Regions from separate parts of the Mus musculus genome. Here region 2 is linked to region 1. The links are chromatin loops, found by intact Hi-C in ENCODE. Cell type or tissue: gastrocnemius. All regions are shown on one strand. Links, peaks and the distances in the headings refer to the core of each region. The heading gives the core; the rest is flanking DNA. Region 1 has its middle 27 kb from the start of Rp2. Region 2 overlaps Slc9a7 (solute carrier family 9 (sodium/hydrogen exchanger), member 7).

The links. A loop is a pair of places that touch in the nucleus more often than their neighbours do. Peaks named below come from ENCODE experiments on the same cell type or tissue, not always from the same donor. Only the 100,000 strongest peaks of a DNase experiment are listed, where the experiment ranks them.
Region 2: it touches region 1 in a loop (8-fold over the local background); 29 of 42 quality-filtered maps call a loop at or near these places.

What each region holds. Positions count from the first base shown.
Region 1 is chrX:20,331,593-20,342,391 of GRCm38, reverse strand. No RefSeq gene overlaps it. Among named protein-coding and RNA genes, the nearest start is that of Rp2, 27 kb to the left of the region's middle. In gastrocnemius, for the core only: a CTCF peak has its summit at 6,453 (motif pointing right); a DNase peak (open chromatin) is centred at 6,467.
Region 2 is chrX:20,156,365-20,167,163 of GRCm38, reverse strand. It overlaps Slc9a7 (solute carrier family 9 (sodium/hydrogen exchanger), member 7), which reads left to right. Exons shown (of 17, transcript NM_177353.4): 6 at 1,051-1,156; 7 at 2,093-2,234; 8 at 4,625-4,730; 9 at 4,932-5,020; 10 at 5,123-5,236; 11 at 7,421-7,532; 12 at 8,196-8,349. Among named protein-coding and RNA genes, the nearest start is that of Chst7, 100 kb to the right of the region's middle. In gastrocnemius, for the core only: CTCF peaks have their summits at 4,656 (motif pointing left) and 5,285 (motif pointing left); a DNase peak (open chromatin) is centred at 4,669; H3K27ac peaks cover 401 bases.

The sequences.
Region 1 (10,799 bases), core at 3,415-8,414:
TTTTTTCTTTCTTTCTGCTTAATTTTAAGTAGGAAGATCCACTTCTTTTTTTTATTAGGTATTTTCCTCGTTTACATTTTTAATGCTATCCCAAAAGTCCCCCATACCCTCCCCCACAATCCCCTACCCACCCACTCCCCCTTTTTGGCCCTGGGGTTCCCCTATACTGGGGCATATAAAGTTTGCAAGTCCAATGGGCCTTTCTTTGCAGTGATGGCCGACTAGGCCATCTTTTGATACATATGCAGCTAGATCCAAATTTATTTATTTATTTATTTATTTATTTATTTATTTATTTCATGTATGTGGGTACACTGTCACTGTCTTCAGACACACCAGAAGAGGGTATTGGATCCCCATTACAGATGGTTGTAAGCCACTATGTGGTTGCTGGGAATTGAACTCGGGATTTCTAGAAGAGCAGCCAGTGCTTTTAACTGCTGAGCCATCTCTCCAGCTCTCTAAAGGTGGGAAAACAGATCTTTAATTTGGGCCATACCTTCTGCTAGAAGATGGAAGGTTTTGTTCTTTGCCTGCCTGCTTTCACTTTGTTAGCAAGTCCATTCCTTTGCAGGCATTAGAACCTACTTCTTTGGGATTCCAGTTTATGCTGAAGATGAGCTGTACCATCCAGCCTCATGGACTGAAGAACTACAGGATTCTTGGACATTATGTTCTTAGGCAGCCTTGTTGGATTAGCTGGGCCACAACCTGTAAGGGAGAAATACTAATTCTAAAAATTTTGTTACTCTAGAGAACCCTGACTAATACAGGCCCCTCTAGACTCCTCTTTGTGTGGTGTCAGTTGAGGTAGCCCCACAGTGGTAAAGGGATCTAGATATCCTTGGTCATATAGCTTTGAAGTTGGTGGAGACTTTTAGCTGGGTATCACAGTTATGTTATGCATAATTTCTAAAGTAAAAAAGGAAGTTGCCAGGTCTCTTAAGACCCGGGCATGGAACCGAAATGACAGAACTTATAGAATGAAATCTCTCTTTATGTATAAAAAGGGATTTATTAAAACGACTTACTGTGGTCCAACTAATCTAACAACATCTACCTATGAATGGAATGTACAAGAATCCATGGAACTGACACATTATTTCCATCCTTCTACTGGTAAAAGTAAATTACAAGATCAGATTAAGGGGAGAGAAACAGGCTGTGCCTCTTTCCTAGAGGACTGACAGAATCATTGAAAAAGGTCACCAGACCAGCTATATTGTGCACATATAAAAAGGTTTGCTATGAATTCGACTAATTTTGGTAGTGGTCTTTACTCTTGTTTGGTAGAATTAACAGTAGCTAGGAAGCAGAGACAAGACAAGATTGGGGTCACATATATTTAAGAACATACTTCCAAAAGGCACATAAATAACCATGTGTGGCTGCACACACCTGTAATCTCAACACTTTGGAGGCTGTGAGAAGCAAATAGCAACTTGGAGGCCAGTTTAGGTTGTACTGAGACTTGAAAAAAAACCTGAAAACAGAGAGAGGGAGAGAGAGAGAGAGACAGAGAGAGAGAGAGAGAGAGAGAGAGAGAGAGAGAGAGAGAGAGAGAACACAGGGTAGGGGAAGTGGCATGTCATTACTTAGATGAGAGGTTATATAGCCTGAATTGGATTATTGTTCTGAAACTGGATGGTGAGCTTATTAAAAACACAGACTCCTGGGCTGAAGAAATGACTGTGGTTAAGAGTGTATATTTGTTATTCCAGAGGACTTGTGTTCAGTACCAAGTACCTACATCAGATGCCTGTAACTCCAGTTCCAGTAACCCAATACCCATTGTTGGCCTCCTTAGGTACCTGCACATATGTGACATCTGCCCCCATAAATAAAAACAAATCGGGCTGGAGAGATGGCTCAGCGGTTAAGAGCACTGACTGCTCTTCCTAAGATCCTGAGTTCAATTCCCAGCAACCACATGGTGGCTCACAACCATCTGTAATAGGTCTGATGCCCTCTTCTGGTATGTCTAAAAACAACTACAATGTACTCATATAAATATAATAAATAAATCTTAAAAAAAGGAAAAAATAAATCTTTAAAAACATATACATATTTCTGGGGCTGGAGAGAGGGTTCAGAGGTTGAGAGCATTGGCTGCTCTTCCAGAGGTCCTGAGTTCAAATCCCAGAAACCACATGGTGGCTCACAACCATCTGTAACGTGATCCAATTCCCTCCTATGGTGTGTCTCAAGACAGTTACAGTGTACTCACATACATGAAATAAATAAAACAAGTCTTTAAAAACAAAGAAAAGTATAGTGAATGGATGGAATCTACTGTATGATAAAAATGCTACAAACACCATTTAGTTGCTCTCAATAAGAAATTCACTTATTTAAAAAAAATCCAAATTCTGGAATTGTCCAGAAAATTTTAACAGGTTTATTTATAATTGTTATAAATTTGAACTGTTGAAATGTGTTTACCGAAATATTTTGCTTGCATTAATGCTTTACATTTTGCATTTATATTAAAAATGTACACACAAGTGAATGTGGAGAAACTGCCAATACCTGATTCTGTCCCCTATGCTTCCACTCGCAGTCATATACTTAGGTACCTTTGACCCCTTGGGAAAAATATCTAATGTTCAGAACTACTGATAACAGGAAGAAGAGGAAAATTTTTTTTTGAGAATGAAATGTTTCCCCTCATAGTGGACTCTTAAGAATGTTCTCCACATATGCAGCGTGTTAGCTGGAAATTTTTTTGGCGTAATTGTTACACATTTGGCATGGATAGCACACAGGTTGGTATCTTCAAAAAGGCCAACCAGATAGGCCTCACTTGCCTTCCACAAAGCACCAATAGCTGCACTCTGGAAGCGCAGATCTGTTTTGAAGTCCTGAACAATTTCTTGCACCAGATGCTGAAAGGGGAGCTTGCTAATCAGAAGTTCAGTGGACTTCTGATAGCTTCTGATTTCATGGAGTGCTACAGTACCAGGCCCGTAACGATGAGGTTTCTTCACCCCTCCAGTAGAGGATGCCCTTTTGCGAGCGGCTTTTGTAGGCAGTTCTTTCCTGGATGCTTTACCACCGTTGGATTTGTGTGCAGTCTGCTTTGTAAGAGCCATGGTATGGGCATCTCCTTACCCTCACGTCGCCTTCAGCTGGAGCTCAGCAAATGAGAGGTGGTGCTGGAATTAGAGAGCTGCGGCAGTGCTGTGAAGGCTGCAAACACAACTGAAAGTGAGGTTAACATGTAGAAATTTCATTTTCTTGTTTGAATCAGATTGCTGAAGTGAGTCCCAAGAACCTGTAATCACAGACAAATTAATGTTTTGAGCTTCACTTTCCTTCTATGTAAAGTGAGGATATGTTGATGAAAAGAAACAGTGTGTGGTACAGCAGAGTAAATCACGAGTAAGGTACCCATGAGATGGCTCAGCAAGTAAAGGTGTTTGCTACCTAGACTGATGAGTTCAATTTCCAGGACCCATCTGGTACCAGGATTCCTACAAATTTTCTTCTGACCTCCACACGTGCACAGGCACACCCATGTGCACATACACAATGAGTAAACAGATAAATATGACTTAGAAATTAATACTAAGGTAATAATCTAGGGTTAAAATATTTTGTGATATTGAATTTAATTAATAATTGTTTTATTTTATTAAGATCTGATGCAATTTTTGAGATGCTTTACATTGATTCAGTCTACTGGCATTTGTTTGAGGACTAACATATATTAATGAGAATTATTTAGCAATTTCATCACCAGAGTTCTGTAAGAACAATAAATATGGCCTAGCATGATGGCACATGGCTTTTAATTCCAGCATTCTGGAGGTGGAGGGAGAAGCATTTCTGTGAGTTCAAGGCCAGCCTGGTCTATATAGTGAGGTCCAGAACAGCCAGGGCTACATACAGAGACACTAACTGAGGAATATCGAATGGCCGAGAAGCACCTAAAGAAACGTTCAACATCCTTAGTCATCGGGGAAATGCAAATCAAAACAACCCTGAGATCCCACCTCACACCAATCAGAATGGCTAAGATTAAATACTCAGATGTTGGTGAGGATGTAGAGAAAGAAGAACAAACACTCTTCCATCGTTGGTGGAATTGCAAGATGGTACAACCATTCTGGAAATCAGTCTGGCGGTTCCTCAGAAAATTGAACATAGTATTATCTAGTTATACCACTCCTGGGCATATACCCAAGAGATTCTCCAACATATAACAAGGACTCAGGCTCCACTATGTTCATAGCAGCCTTATTTATAATAGTCAGAAGCTGAAAGCAACCCAGATGTTCCTAAATAGAGGAACAGATACAGAAAATGTGGTATATTTACACAATGGAGTACTACTCAGTTATTAAAAACAATGAATCTATGAAATTATTAGACAAATGGATGGAACTAGAAAATATCCTGAGTGAGGTAACCCAATCACAAAAGAACACACATGATATGCACTCACTGATACGTGGATATAATCCCAGAAACTTAGAATACCCAAGATACAATTTGCAAAACACATGAAACTCAAGAAGAAGGAAGACCACAGTATGGACCCTTTAGTCCTTTTTAGAAGGGGGATCAAAATACCCATGGGAGGAGATACAGAGACAATGTTTGGAGCAGAAACGGAAGGAAAGGCCATCCAGTGACTTTCCTACCTGGGGTTCCATCCCATATACAGTCACCAAACCCAGACACTATTGCATATGCCAACAAGTGCTTGCTGACAGGAGCCTGATATAACTGTCTCCTGAGAGGCCCTGCCAGAGCCTTACAAATACAGAGGCAGATGTTCGCAGCCAACCATTGGACTGAGTGCGGGGTCCCCAATGGAGGAGTTAGGGAAAGGACTGAAGGAGCTGAAGGGGTTTGCAGCCCCATAGGAGGAACAACCATATGAACTAACCCGTACCCTCAGAGCTCCCAGGGACTAAGCCACCAACCAAGGAGTACACATGGCTCCAGCTGCATATGTAGCAGAGGATGAGCTTGTCAGGAATCAATGAGAGGAGAGGCCCTTGGTCCTATGAATGCTCAATAGATGCCCCATTATAGGGGAATTGAGGGTGGGGAGGTGGGATTGGGTGGGTGGGTGGAGGACCATCTCCATAGAAGCAGGGGGAGGAGGGGTGGGATAGGATTTTTTTTTGGGGGGGGGACAGGAAAAGTGAATAACATTTAAAATGTAAATAAAGAAAATATCCAATACAAATAAAAACAAAGCAAAAGAACAACAAAGACATTCACCTGACATTGCATGGGTTGATTTGCCTGTTTTTTTCCATATGCAAGTACTAAACATATGCTGATGTTTTTGTGGTGCTGGGATGCAACCTCATACATGCTAAGCAAGGGCTGTCACTTTGACCTGTTTCTTTTGGCCTGTGTGGTAGCACAGTAAATCTTAATGGGAGTGCATGGTAGATGGTGACTGAGAAGCAAAATAGACGCACAAGAGGTGGCTGGAATCTCTTTCATAGGCACACCCACAATGACCTAACTTCCTCTGAGAAAGCCACATTCCTTAAAGGTTCTACCGTGCCCTAAGAGCACCACAGACTGTTGACCATGCCTTTAATAAATGGCTTATAGGGGACATTACAAATCCAAACCATAATATCTTCAAGTCCCCAAATCTATTTTTTTTCTGAGACAGGGTTTATCTGTGTCCTGGAACTCACTCTGTAGACCAGTCTGGCCTTGAACTCAGAAATCGAACTCAGGCCTGCCTCTGCCTCCCAAGTGCTGGGATTAAAGGCATGTGCCACCACTGCCCTGCCTCAAATCTATTTTTTAAAAATAAGGTTTCACTATGTAGTCCTTGCTGGCCTGGAATTTGCTATGTAAATCAAGCTGGCCTCAGCTACTGAGAGTGGTGTCACCCATGGGTGTGTGATCAGAAAGCAGGCTGAACAAAGCCATGGGAAACATGTTAGTAAGCAGCACCCCTCCATGGCCTTTGCTTCAGTTCCTGCCTCTAGGTACCTCACCCTCTTGAGTTCCTGCCTTGGTTTCCCTGAGAATGGACTGTGACTGGTGCCTGCGAGCCCAATAAACCCTCTTTTCCTCTCCAAGTTGTTATTGGTCATGGTCTTTATCATAGCAAAAGAAATCAAACTAGGAAGATTATTCATCTGGACTATAACATGACTGCTCTCAGAAAGCTTTTGAGAAGTAATGTATATAGTGAGACCCTTACCATTTTGCAAATTGAAGTGTCCAAGTACAGAGTGGATTTTTTTTTCTTTATCTTCTGCCAAGTCTGATGAGAATCTCTGTGACTCACACATGGGTTTTCTAAAAGATCTTCTTTTAAAAACAGGAGAGTGAAGATATTGTAAGGAAAAATTTAATTACACAGTGGAATGTCACATTCTGTAATGGAAATGTCACTAAGGTCAGAAGCATTAAAATGAGAAGGATTTCCTTTGAATAGAAAACAATCCCATTGGTGTTTGTGGCCAGCAGGTGGCAGGAGGGAGCCATATCAGAGGAATTTAAAGCTCCAAGCCTGGCTGTAACCTGGGGCTGTGGGCTTAAGAACCAGTATCTGGAAGGTTGATAGAGAATATAGTTCGTTTCTTGGCAAGAATAAAAACGACAGGGTCCTTTAGAAGCTTAGAATGAGAGCTCAATGTGTAAAACCAAGGGCTCAGGAGTTGGAGTGATTGGCAGGTAGCAGGGGTGTGTGGAAGATTAAGCTGGGAAGGGTGTTAGAAGAGTGAAGCCATGCCCAAGGCAAGGAGGAAGGCACAGGACAAGGAGAGAAGGTGGGGCTTATGTTGTGACACTCAAATAACAGTACAGAGTAGGAAGTAGATCAGAAGGGGTGGAGGCCATTGCTTTCTGGATGGGTTGCTGGTGGCACTGATTTTTAAAGTCTAAGGATAAGTGAAAGTGACATAAATGTCCATGAACATTTGCTCATATGCATAATATGTAGTATATTCATATAATGATACTTTAGTTGCCTTAATGGGGAAGGGAATTCTGGACACTTGCTATAACATGCATGTATGCTGAAGATAGTATCTTTTTAATTAGTTATTTTATTTATTAATATCCCAAATGTTACCCCCATCCTATCCCCCCTCCCCTTCACCTCTGATAGAGTCCCCCCGCCCCCCCCCCCCCCCCGTATCCTCCTATCCTGGTGCATCAAGTCCCTACAGGATTAAGCGCATCCTCTCCCACTGAGGCCAGACAAGGCAATCTTCTGCTACATATAAGTGTGTGGGGGAGGGAGGTTGGTGGCTCAGAACGGCATGTGTATGTTCTTTGGTTTGTGGCTCAGTCTCTGTGAGCTCCCAGGGGTCCAGGTTAGTTGACACTGTTGGTCTTCCTGTGGAGTTGCCATCCACTTTAAGGCTTTCAATCTTTCCCCTAACCCTTCCAATAGGGGCCCTGACCTCTGTATAATACTTGGCTGTGAGTACCTGTATTTCTGTCAGTCAGCTGTTGGTAGAGCCTCTCAGAGGATAGGCATGCTAGAGTAGTTAAATTCGTAGAGAAAAAGATAGAATTGTGGTTGATGGTGATTATAGGGCAGGAGAATGGGAAATTAATTTTAAGTAAGTGCAGAATATGTGGGTTTTTTATGATCAAAAAGTTCTAGAGATGGATGATGGTGATAGTTGCACAATCATGTGAATATATTCAATATGACTCAACTCTGTAGTTAAATGCTCATCACTATGAACGCTATGCCAGACACATTTCTCCAATATTTAGGGATTTTTTTCCTAAGTATATTGCATCTGTTCTGTTCGTTAAGGCAGTATAAGCCATTCTAGGGAATGTGTTGGTACAGGATATGAGTCCAAGTTAGGATAAAACTAATAGAAATACCTCACATTTGGATGGTACATTGCAATTTACATAGCTCCCTTGTGGAAATTCATTACCTTTTGAGATTCTCTTAACTAGCGTATGGAATGAAAGGGTTGTCTGTGGTAGAGGTGGATAAAGTATGTGAAGACTTGGTAGAAAGGTGGGAGGTGCCTGGGATAACAAGGGCAGATGCTGGGTGGCTGGAAGAGAAAAGGATGAACCTGGGGCTCATCATCTACTTGATCCATTTGTTTCCCCTTGGAAGTGGTAGGTAGCTCTCAATTTTTTTTTTTTTTTACTGTTTTGGGCCCCATCTTTATTAACTTTCATTCAAATAAGCAATATTGTCTTATAATGAAAGGCTCCCCTCTTTAAAATCTGACCCTGTCCCTTTCTAATTACATGAGTGTAGGCAGTTACTTCTGTTCCCTGTCTTTAGCTTTCTATCTGAGGATAACAGTTCCTGTCCTATTTCTTAGCTTTGTGACACAGGAGGATGATGCTATTGACTGACAGAAATGGCAGGGACTGCCACTGAGCTTTCTCTCCCTTCATCTTGTCTTGCCCCATCATTTTAAAAAATTTGTTTTTAATTAGCACACGCAGTATTAGATTTCATTACGTTGTCATACTATTTTTGATAAGATTCCCAATATCACAAAATAGAAAGAGACATCATTTACAATACACAGGTTTCATGTTTAGCAAATCAGAATCAGGTTAGGAGAACGGATTGCCTGAAGTGTGGAGCCAGCTGTTCTACAAAGTCCTTCAACCTTGAGGGATATTTTTGGAAACTGGTCTCCAACTACTTCCCTAAGTATCTGGTTACTTTAAATGTCTAGAATGACATTACGAATAATAAAGTGCGCATTTTCATTATCTTAGCCTGTGGAATTTGAGCCGTATTGAATATCAGGGAAATTTGGCTTTAGACTTTTCCAGAAGCGTTACTTATTACCAGGCACATCCTGACCTGTGGAGAGGTCGGTGGTTTTCCCTCCTCTTTCCTGTCGTTGAGCTCTTCTAATTAAAAGCTAAAGTGGAAGTCCTTACTTCTGCTTGTTAACAATATAAATTCTATCAGCTGTCACAAAAAGAAATGAACTTCTTTCATTTGGGTTTCTTAAACACCAATACATATGCACTGCTCTTTGGAGAGAATCTAGAAATATTATCTGCGGGGAGATTATCTTCCTTCAAAAAAGTTTTTAGCTTTAAAAGTTATTTACCTAAGATTACTTGATATGCTTCCTGACTCATATAACTGGGTGAACTTGTATCCTGAGTTTGGCCAATACAAAAGTAAACAAAAACTTGATGCCAACTAGATGAAATTGCAAAACATTCACAAAGTATTTCGGCTCAGAAAGCATGTCGAGTGACTAACTTGCCACTTTCTTAGACCTGTCTTCACTCTTGGACTCCATTTGTCACATACTTGCATCTTGAAAAACCATACAGTGGATTTTAAAAATGATACTTGAAATCTCGAAAAGTCTCTTGTCAAATCTCCATATGGGAGGATTTCTTTGAGCTATTTCCAGGTTCCTGCAGAGCCAGAGAATGCCTGAGAGCATACTCTGCAAGTGTGCACAGATGGTCTTGAGCATTTAGCACACTCAGCTCTGTAGCCTGTGTATTCTGCTTACTATTGCTCAGAAACAAATTACCTCCAAGCTTAGTGACTTCCAATAACCATTTTACTGTTCCCATGAATTTTGTGGCTCAGGAATTCAGACAGAGCACAGTGGGAGTCATTAACTTCTGCTTCACAATGTGTGCAGCTAGGAAGATTTGGTGGCTGTGGTGACTCAATGCCTGGGGAATCAAATCTTGATAAGTCATTATTCACGTGTCTGGCTGTTAGCTTTGTATACTGTTAGCTGGGCACTTTGATGAGATGTCCTCTATGTGACCTGCCCTGCCCCACATCATGGTGGCCTCAAATTACTTGGACTTTCTTTATACTGAGTCAGGACCTCAAAGTTTAGAATCCTTACAAACATTTCTCTACTAGGTATTTTGAAATGGTGACGAAGCCAGTGACCACTATATGTTGTATGATCATGTTAAGATGTCACACTATTTCTGTTCTAGTTGGCTCTACTGCTGTGATCAAACACCAGGAGTAAAATCAACCTGGGAGGAAAGAGTTTATTTGGTTTGTACTTCCATACCACAGTCTATTCTCAGGGAAAGATGAGGCAGACACTCAATCAGGGCAGCAACGTGGAGGCAGGAACTGAAGCAAATACTAAAGAAGAATGTTGTGTACTGGCTTGCTCCTCACTTGGTCATGGGTGACACTCACTATGGTGGGCTGGACCCTTCCACATGAATCACTTTAAAAAAATTCTTCCTCTTCCTCTTCCTCCTCCTCCTCCTCTTCCTCCTCCTCCTCCTCCTCCTCCTCCCCCCTCCTCCTCCTCCTCCTCCTCCTCCTCCTCCTCCTCCTCCTCCTCCTCCTCCTCCTCCTACTCCTCCTCCTCCTCCTCCTCCTTCTTCTTCTTCTTCTTTCTTTGTATAGCTGTGGCTGTCTTGGAACACACTCTGTAGACCAGACTGGCCTCAAACTCAGAGATCCATCTGCCTCTGCCTCTGCCTCTGCCTCTGCCTCTGCCTCTGCCTCTGCCTCTGCCTCTGCCTCTGCCTCTGCCTCTGCCTCTGCCTCTGCCTCTGCCTCTGCCTCTGCCTCTGCCTCTGCCTCTGCCTCTGCCTCTGCCTCTGCCTCTGCCTCTGCCTCCTGGGTTTTGGAACCAAAGAAGTGTGCCACCACAGCCCACAGGCCATGCTTCTCAAGGGAAGAAGAATCAAAAGATTTGGGAGCCATAATACAGTTGTGGTTGTGATTGTTTAACTTAGCCATTGGTCAACTGTTCCCACTTCTAAGAAGGATTGAAGTATCCACACTTTGGTTTTCCTTCTTGAGTTTCATGTGTTTTGCAAACTGTATCTTGGGGACTCTGAGCTTCTGAGCT
Region 2 (10,799 bases), core at 1,848-6,847, 170 kb after region 1:
GGGTATGCTTGGGGGTGCCAAGAACCCTTTCACGGGCCACCAGGCCAAAAGTGATTTCATAATAACATCAATACGTTATTTGTCCCTTTTACTCTCTTCTTTCCCATGTGTACAGTGGGATTTTCTAGAGGTTGTGCAAGAAAATGATATCTGTCCCTTAGATATAGAAACAACTGTGAGAAGCATCTGCCTTCTGTTAATCTAAGAGTTTGAAGGGATTTATAAAAATGTAGACCAATGCCTTCCTTTCTGATTTTATTTTATAAAGTGTAGTTTTTATTAAAATATTTCATGTTAGTGCATAAAAGGTCATTGTTATTTTAAATGCACAAATACTTATTTTTCTGCTTTAGTCAATACAATAAATATCAGCATTGGGAGCATAGGCTCTAGAATATAAAAGAGTTTAGAGGTTAAAAATTGGAGAACTACTAATTCAGAGAACAGTTGATTCTTAAGAGCTTCAGAAATATAAAAACTGACAGAAGTATAATTATGGACTAAGCATGGGGATTCATATCTGTAATCTCAACAATCAAGGAAGTGAGGCAGGAGGATTGTGAGTCCCAGGCCAGCCTGAGCTATATAAGAGACCCTTTCTTAGTTCTTTACCCCCTAACAAGTATAATTACAGCTATTTGCATGGGCAAAGCCTTGATCACAGTCTTCTCTGTTCCCTGACTTGGTGCTGGGTTTTGGGATCATAGAGGTCAAAAAATACGATAGAATTGTCTTTAAACATTTGCCAACCCACAAAAGAGACAAATTATATAAGTGCTTCCTCCAGTTCTATAGAACATATTTTTGATGTATGGCGGGAGTAGGACAGACAGTAGTGTACTCAGGTGCAGGCATCTTCAGTCTCAATGACCACATCAAACCTCATCTGGGTTTACCTCCCATCAGACAAATCATCTGTCTTTGATTCATTTGCTGGCTACCAAGTCACCTTGTCCCACTTAATATATAAAATAGCTTCTAAAAATCTGGAGCCAGTGGTTTAAGAGCAGAAACCAAAACTAATTTCTGTGCTTTGGGCATGCATTTCAGTGACTGTGCTGGCAATCTTTAACGAACTACATGCAGATGTGGATCTTTATGCTCTTCTGTTTGGAGAGAGTGTCCTGAATGATGCAGTTGCCATTGTACTATCCTCGTAAGTAACTATTTTTGTAGGGTTGGGGGAGGAGGCAGGTGGGCTAATGTTTCTGGCTCTGTCCCTCAGCAGCATTCAGGATGCTGACACCAGCATAGCATGGTGGCTGCAGCTTAAATTAAATGTATTTTCTCTGGTCAGTGCTTGGCAGACCATGTTTATTGATATTTTCAGTTACAGAGAGTCTATCTTCCAGGAATACAGTTTAAGACTGCTAGTGAATGCTTGAAATCATGGATGATAATGAACCCTGTTTATGATATTCCCACATATACATGCATATATACATATATAAAAACAAATACATACCTATGATAAACTTCAGTGTATAAATTAGACAAATGGAAAGTTAGCAATAACTAATAATAAAGTAGAACAATTATAATAATGTGTTTTAATTGTTAAAAGTTGTGCTTAATTGTATTTTCATCTTTTTACTTATATGTGACACTTTATGGTTTCTCTTTGTCAGATCCAAAATGTCAGCAACACTACTCTTTCTCTTTGGAAGCATTACCAAGTAAAATAAAGGTTGTTTGTACATAAGTGCTGCAGTCTGATAACCTCAACACATTGTTTCTAAGGAACTAATAGTCAAGTAGCATATACTGTAGGAATATATTCACAAAGTAATGATTCAAGTCATGGGCAGATTCAGCCAGATGATTTGAGGTTTCATTATGCGATTGAGAAGAGTATACAATTTAGAACTTATAAATAGTTTATTTCTGGAATTTCCTACTTGATATTCTTAGACTGAGGTGACCTTGGGGAACTAGAACTATGGAAACTAAAATAGTCAAGGAGGGTGGGGGTGGGGCCTGCTCACTGTTCCGTGTTGTAAAACCAGTGTGGTCTTTTAAAAAAAAAACTAACTCTCTCTCTCTCTCTCTCTCTCTCTCTCTCTCTCTCTCTCTCTCTCTCTTTCCTCTACAGGTCTATTGTTGCCTATCAACCAGCAGGACTAAACACTCATGCGTTTGATGCTGCTGCCTTTTTTAAGTCAGTTGGCATTTTCCTAGGTATATTTAGTGGCTCTTTTACCATGGGAGCTGTAACTGGTGTTGTTACTGCTCTAATATCCTTTTTAAAAAAATGTTTTGGCCCCTGCCTTGCTACACATATATATTAGGTTTGCAAAGAGCAAGTTCTCAGTTCCTGCTTTCAGATCAGAATCTTAGATTGATCGTTCTCTTGAGACGTGGTACTACCGATAAGATGGGTCATGCGTAGTGATTGAGCCCCCAAGTAAGAATCTGAGAAAAACCTCTAGGAAATTGGACTCTCCGAGTTATAGAAAAATTGGTAGTGAAATGGGGGAGGGTATTGGGGTGTACATGATCAAAGTACATTGTTAGCATGTATGAAATTGTTAAAGGATAAGTAAAATAAATTCTGTCCAAAGAGAATGCGAGGAAGGATGGAAAATGCAATCAAACATATATACAATGAAACATAATATACCAAATAAAAATTTAAAGATGGGGAATTTAACTCTCTTTGTCCTTACCTCTGCTGCTTCTCCCCCTTTCTTATAACGCAGTTGGGACGTCAATCATAGGGCTGAAGAGAGTGAGGAATCCAGAGGAGGCTTATAATCAGTGGCCACTAGTTGGACAGCACTTTAGCCTGGTGCTGTCTGCTGTTCAGGTAGCCATAACTAGCCTGGAGCCATTGATGGGAATTACTAGACTTCCTATTGTACAGTCCATTGCAAAAAAGATGGTATGATATTTAGTTTCAAACAAGCAAACAAAAGGAGAAAAACATGGAAAGAGTTGGCAGTTCCTTTACATATGTGCTGAATCTTCTATCACAATACCCTCTTTGATTGGCATTACTAATGAGTGTAATACATAAGATATCCATTTTACATGCAGCCAGTAATGATGTGGAAAAATTATTAGTGAAATTTTAGTTATTTTGTTTTTGTTCTAGTCTTTGAGACATGTGTCTTTTGCTCTTTGTAAAATCTCAGGTATACCTAACTAACTACATTTTAAGTGTTGAGAAACCACAAGTAGCCAGTAGTTTCTATGTCAGTAGCACAAATTAAGATAGGTTTGTTTAAAGACCCTGGTACTGAGGGTTTAATTGCTCAGTGAACTTATTTGTGACTTGGTTTTACACACACACACATATTAGTTTGCAAAGAGCAAGTTCTCAGTTCCTGCTTTCAGATCAGAATCTTAGATTGATCGTTCTTTTGATGGTGTACTGAATGGCAGTAGGAGAAGGGAGATCCCTGGTGTTCTTAAAAGTAGACCCCAGCACCTCATTGTTGTCTCAGAAGTTACAGACTTCTTCTCTTTTGTCCCATACCTGGATCAGGTCTTAATGATCCATGGGGATCAGAGCCTGACGAGTCTGTCTTCCCAGGCCTGCCTAAGGCCTTCCAGCTCTATGAGGACTAACCTGTCAAGTCAAACCTGTAGCAACATATTTACTCATAGCATCATAATAATTCATGTACTATCCAACCCACCCATTTAGGGTACATAATTCTATTTCTTTGAATTCCTTACTTTACTAAGTTTAAAAACACAATATATAGTAAAAATTGCTTCAGTACACAATTTAGTTATTAAGTACAGGAGCCAGCAAGATGGCACAATAGTTATGGGCTTTTGCCACCAAGCCTAATGACTTGAGCTTGATCCCTGGAGCCTATGTGGTGAAAGAAAACTACTTCCTACAAGATATCCTCTGACCTTTACATGCTTGCTTAGCACGAACATGTGTATCACACACACACACACACGTGAACTGTTTCACACTAAATTCCCTGTATTGTCTAGGCATTCCTGCTACCTGTTCCAAGAATGCTATTCCTCATCTCAGACAGGCCCTCTGTGCCAATTCAACAGGAATTCTGCACTCTGGCTCTGGTCCTGGTAACCTGTATTCTACTGGAAGGTTTCTTTAATTTGTATGGTAGAGGAATGATCAAATATAGGACCTCTAATGTGATAGGCAAGTGCTTACAATTCATCTACAGTACCAGTAACCAGAAAGCTTAATTTTTAATTTATGTTACTTCAAAATTGAGCCGGGTGTGGTTGTGTCACCTTTAATCCTAGCACTTGGAAGGTAGAGGCCAGTGGATCTCTGTGAGTTTAAGGCCAATCTGATATGCACAGTGAGTTCCAGGCCAGCCAAGGCTACACAGAAAAACCCTGTCTCAAAAAGAAAGGAAGGAAATAAATAAATAAACAAGCAAGCAAACAAATTAATAAATATCTGGTCAGGGATGTGTGGCCCAATGGTGGATGGAGTACTAGCATAGCATATTTTGGGCTCTTAAGTTCCATCCCAACATTGTAACATTTAAAATAAGAGATAAGACCCTCCAAGGATGTATAGGGAATGGCTGGCCCTCAGAGAGGGGGCTCTCAGACTAAAAGAATAGGGATCTCAAGTGTCCCTGCTGCCCCTGCCCAGAGCTGCTGTCCTTAACCTGGTGCTGACGTGACCAAGTTTACTAAGCTGCACTGCTTCCCCCTGCTGGAGACAGCGCTTTTTTTCCTGATGTCCTGGAGTACCTTTCTCCTGGCGGAAGCCTGTGGGTTTACAGGTAGGTTTACTGCTGGGCTGCAGCAGGGCCTGTAAGAGAGGGAGGGAGAGAGGAAAAGAGGGAGGAGCAGATGAAAGGCGGTAGGGGGAGGGAGGGAAGGAGGATTGGAGTTAGGCAAGTCTCGCATGCCATGGATTTTCATGTCAGTAGATTTTTTTGGTCTCGTCTTTCCCATTGACGTTTAGAAACTCTTTTTGACAGGTGTTGTAGCTGTCCTTTTCTGTGGGATTACACAAGCTCATTACACATATAACAACCTGTCAGTAGAATCTCGAAGTCGAAGCAAGCAGGTAAGAGTGGTCCTTGAGCCCGCTGGGCTGCCAAGTAGCTGGACAGGAGGAATGCAGCCAGGAATGCAGTGTTCACAGCCTCCCTTTTCCTTCTTCCTGCAGCTTTTTGAGGTGTTACACTTCCTGGCAGAGAACTTCATCTTTTCCTACATGGGCCTGGCACTGTTCACCTTCCAGAAACACGTTTTCAGCCCCATTTTCATCATCGGTGCTTTTGTATCCTTTTCCTATTTGACATTGTAGACAGAAGTGACCTCTGCTGGGAAAGGCATGCAACTACTAAGAGGATTCTGACTCTGATTAGAATGGGTAGCTGGGTCCGTTCTAGTTCAGTGTATTTGTAGTGGGGTAGGGAGTGGGGGTGGGAAGCTTCCTAAAGCTGAATATATTTGATTTCTAGGGCTGTCTTTTTTTTTCTGGCATTCTCTGTTCTAAGCTAGTGTTTGTTGGGCAGTCATTTGTTTTGTAGAGTTCTGTCCTGATTAGATCTAAAAGTCAATAACCATGCCAGACCCCAGAATTATTGTAGATATGCTATTGTCGCTATTGTCATGTCAGCTGTAACAGAGTCAGTTCCCTGGTTCTAGTGATTAGAAGGTTCCACTCTTCTTGCTCTCAGCTGCAGATTCTAGCTTGGGTAGCCCCAACCCATGCTGCCTTTGTGTGTGTGTAGACAGTGTCCATACTTTCAGCTAAGCTGCCCTGCCCCTTAGATTATGCTGGGAGAGACTTCTTTGTTTTTTCTAAAACAGGAAGGAAGAGAGGTTTGAAAGAAGGAAGAGATGAGGAAAAAAGAACAGATAAAAAACTGATAGAATTGAAGGGGAGGAGGAAGGAATGAGAAAGAGGATGAGAAGAAAAGATAAAACTTCTTTGACGTCAACCCTTGGGGATGTAATATTTCAGAAGTGGGGCATTTTGGGTGCTTGGGTTAGATAGGAGGGAGGGATGTGAGTGCCCTGGAGTGGCTCAGCAGCTGATGGCTTTGCTCACATGGTCTTAGATACCATTGTACTATTGTCACTGAAGTCACTTTTCTGGGGCAGGATTTTTAAGATCTGTTCCTATTGATTTTTTACATTTATTTATTTATTTATTTAGCCTTTTCAAGGCCTCATGGGAATCCTTAACTCTTCTAGAAAGAATGTTTTTTTTCTTCTGGGAATTTGGTTTCATGTGCAAGAGTGTAGGGCTGCCCCTCCTTAGCTGCTAGATAGTGACAGTGCCAGAATCCTAGTTAGGATCTTACTGAGTGGCTTCACATAGTCACTAAAAAACAGCTTAATTTCCGTGGGATTGGCTTTCCTTCACTAAGACTTGGCATGTTGCTTTGATTTGTATTTCCTGCATGGCATCCTGGAAGAGATAGTGGGAGGAGGGCCTTGTTTACAGATCAGGGCCTCTTGGCTGGGTGAGCCACATCCTCTGCGAGTCCAAAAAGGCTTCTGACCACTTGAGGCTTTTTCTTTCACCTCTGAGTAGAATGTGCTTTACAAGCACTGTCATTTCCTTTTGTTAACAACAAAATCAAACAAGGAAAGGAGAAAGAAAAAACAAAAAAGGCAGAAAAACACTTTGCACTTTACCCTGGAGGAAGTAGAAGATAGTTTGTCCCTGGCTTCTGTCTGAGACAGCTGTGGCTCCTGCAGCTGGTGCATTGCTGGACGGAAGCTCTGTTTGCTGGCTCCTGTCTGAGTTTCCTTCTCTGACCAGGGGATTGGGCAGCTCTCTCTGTTGGGTGCTGTTTAAACTTGGCAAGGAAAAGATGACCAGTTTCCCTGAATTCTTTGCTTTTCACAGCAGAACCCCTTTTTCTTATTCATCCTTTTCTACATTTTACACTCCCAAGGAGCAGTAAAGCTACATAAGCAGAGAACTCTCTCTGCGTTAATTTGTATGAGAGAATGTCTGTTTGTGGTAAGAATACGCAGTTTCTTCACTTCTAATTTTCCTGAGCTCCCTGGGCCTTGAACTCCCTGATGTTTGCTTGCAAATGAAGCTTGTTGGCTCTTTCCCAGCAAACTTTCTACAGTTCGAATCTAGGCTTACTTTTCTTTCTTGCCATTCTCTTTTAAATAGAGCCCAACATAGTGTGTGCTTCATTTAGCCCATGCTCCTGCTATCATACTTTAGATTATTTCTGGGCTCATTTTTTTGAGAAATTGAGGAATCTGCCAATACCAGTTCAGTTTAGTTCAAAAGTTACAATGTGTTTATAAGCTTGAAATTAATGAACTAAGAAGTAGAAAAGTTGACCAAATGACTCCCATTTTGTTGCTGAGGGATTGTTGTAGGGGGAAATCAAGCTTCTCTGAGTAGCTGCTCAAATTTTATGGTCAATCAGAGTGTTTTGAAGTGTCGTTCTGGAAATGTGTTGGCTCCTTATCACCTGGTGGTCAGGTTGCCATCTTCCTGGGAAGAGCTGCACATATCTACCCACTCTCCTTCTTCCTCAACTTGGGCAGAAGGCATAAGATTGGCTGGAATTTTCAACACATGATGATGTTTTCAGGTAAATATATATACATACATGTATATATAAAGAAAATACATTTTATTTAGCCAACAGTGATATGATTAAAATATAATCAACTGGGCTTGGTAGCACATATGTATAATCGCAGACTAGGAAGGGGGAGGTAAAAGGATCAGGAGTTCAAACATGCTTAGGTAAATATTAAATTTGAGGTCAGCCTGTGCTATATAAGACCCTGTCTCAAAAACCCTGCTACAGGTCAACCTGTCTTTTCACTATTCAGTGAGGTACTCTCTCCTTTGCTAAGAAAAATAACACCCTGTTTTCCACAAGTGTGCATCGGATATATTCATACTCAGCCAGCATTTCTGTTGACGGGATAGAAGACGTAGAGAGCTCGTTATTATGCATGTTTCTCTTTCTTTCATCTCACTAGCAAGAGAACCATTTAAATAGTAATAGTAGCCAGTGTTCTAGAATGTGCTGTACAAAATGGTGCTTTTTTTCTCATACTGGAAATTCTGTGAAAGCCAGCTGCAAAGAAGATTGCGCACTTCTAAGGCGATTCTCTCTGGGTTAGACATCCTGGCTCCCAGAGCATGTGGCTAGAACTTTTACCCCCACATGTGACAATTAATTTTGAGGAGTTGTTGCCATGTCCTCACATCACCAGAAGACCTTCCTGTTTGGTTGCCACAGGCCTGAGAGGAGCGATGGCATTTGCACTGGCTATCCGTGACACGGCATCGTATGCCCGCCAGATGATGTTCACAACCACACTGCTCATTGTCTTCTTCACTGTGTGGGTCATTGGTGGAGGCACGACACCCATGTTGTCATGGCTCAATATAAGGTCAGTTTATAACCAAATCAATCTTGTGTCTGAATGTGTCAGTTGTCACTATCCTTGAGAATGTTCAGTGTGCCATGCAGGCTGTACTGGTGAAAGGTTTTCATTCTTTTGGCTTAAGCAATGTGTGTGTGTGTGTTTGAGAGTGTATTTTTTTAAATTAAAATTTGAAGTATGGAGATTTTACAGGATACAAAATTTCATTGAATTCTAAAAAAAGAAAACAATCAAAATAGTCAGCACACACAGGAAATTAGGATGAGCTGGCTCTGACCAGGACAGTGACTTTTGTAGAACAGTTCAAAGTCTTAAAGCTACAGGAAAAAAGGAACAGACATGTAGCCCTGGTGATGTTTCCTGTCTCTTTGTGGTGGAAGCTGGGCCCAGAAGTAGAAGCTCCCTAGCCAGACATTAAAAGACTCAAGTAGAGTTCCCCCCTCCTTAGGAATTTGTACACCATGCCTCTCCTTGCTTCTGGGAGAGAGAGAGAGAGAGAGAGAGAGAGAGAGAGAGAGAGAGAGAGAGAGAGAGAGAGAGAGTAAGAGTGAGTTAGTTTTCTATGTAACCCTCATCTATCATAGCCTTGTGACATCTTTTGTATGTGGTTTTGTCAGGACAGAAGGATGTTGACCAGTTTCTTTCTTTTTCTTTTTTCTTGACCCTCCTGCTTCTACTTCCCAACCACTAGGATTAGAGGCAACTGTCCCCATACCCAGACTCAGGAAATTTTTTTATGAAGGGTGTTTGACTTCTATATTGTGATCTATAGCACCATATAGTCAAAAAGTCACTGACTGAAACAGGAGTCCAGAGACCCACAGCCCAACAATGACTGATCTCTGATCTCTCATGTGTTTGAGGTCCAATTTTCCTCAACGTGAAATGAAGCCTTATGCCAGAGTACAGCCAGGGTTCCCCACATCCAAGTGTTAACTCTGCCTCTGCATTCTGTGTTGCTGAATGTACTCTGGCCACCTGTTGTAGTTTTACCTTTGCACAGGGTGACTATGACCCTTCAACCAGGCATTGGGAAATGAAAATGCCTGAAGAGTCACTCTCTAAAAAGCCACAAGGTGGCGATATATATCTTTCTGTGTTGGTGTTCAGCTTGTTTTCTCTCCTCTGCCAAAGACACTTGAAGCTCCTATATACTGCCAAGGAGAAAAACAGGATTTGAGAGAATAGCTGTTTCCATCTGAGCTGGAAAGGATTAGTGACGATAGGCAGGGATTCCTGGGTTTGGCTATTGCCAGTTATGCCATTTTTGTGCTAGTGTGTCTCAGCTTGCAAATCAAGGCAAGGGCGTCTTGGTGACAATCAGTATCCTCACTAATGCTTTCATTGCACGTGCCGTTTGCATTTCCATGTTAATATATTGGTTCTCACAACATCCCCATAGTGGAGATAATATGGTCTCTGCCCCGGTTGTAGAGTCTTGAGAGGATGAGGCAGGATTGGAATCCGAGAAGTCTTACCATGGCTTGTACACAGTATTGTCCATCAATAAGAGGGGTGTGGTGCTAAAAATTGCTTTCCTCATAACATTTGGAGTGCTTAGAAATTCAACTTCCTAGCTTTGATACTATGGGTTGGATTAAGGAACACAGTCCACCATCCAGTGGAAAAAGACAGCATTTTCAACAAATGGTGCTGGCACAACTGGCAGTTATCATGCAGAAGAATGCGAATTGATCCATTCCTATATCCTTGTACTAAGGTCAAATCTAAGTGGATCAAGGAACTCCACATAAAACCAGAGACACTGAAACTTATAGAGGAGAAAGTGGGGGAAAGCCTCAAAGATATGGGCACAGGGGAAAAATTCCTGAACAGAACAGCAATGGCTTGTGCTGTAAGATCGAGAATTGACAAATGGGACCTCATAAAATTGCAAAGTTTCTGTAAGGCAAAAGACACCATCAATAAGACAAAAAGGCCACCAACAGATTGGGAAAGGATTTTTACCTATCCTAAATCAGATAGGGGACTAATATCCAATATATATAAAGAACTCAAGAAGGTGGACTCCAGAAAATCAAATAACACCATTAAAAAATGGGGCTGAGAGCTAAACAAAAAATTCTCACCTGAGGAATACCGAATGGCTGAAAAGCACCTGAAAAACTGTTCAGCATCCTTAATCATCAGGGAAATGCAAATCAAAACAACCCTGAGATTCCACCTCACACCAGTCACAATGGCTAAGATCAAAAATTCAGGTGACAGCAGATGCTGGCGTGGATGTGGAGAAAGAGAAACACTCCTCCATTGTTGGTGGGATTGCAAGCTTGTACAACCACTCTGGAAATCAGTCTGGCGGTTCCTCAGAAAATTGGACATAGTACTACCGGAGGATCCCACTATACCTCTCCTGTGCATATATCCAGAAGATGTTCCAACCGGTAAGAAGGACACATGCTCCACTATGTTCATAGCAGCCTTATTTATAATAG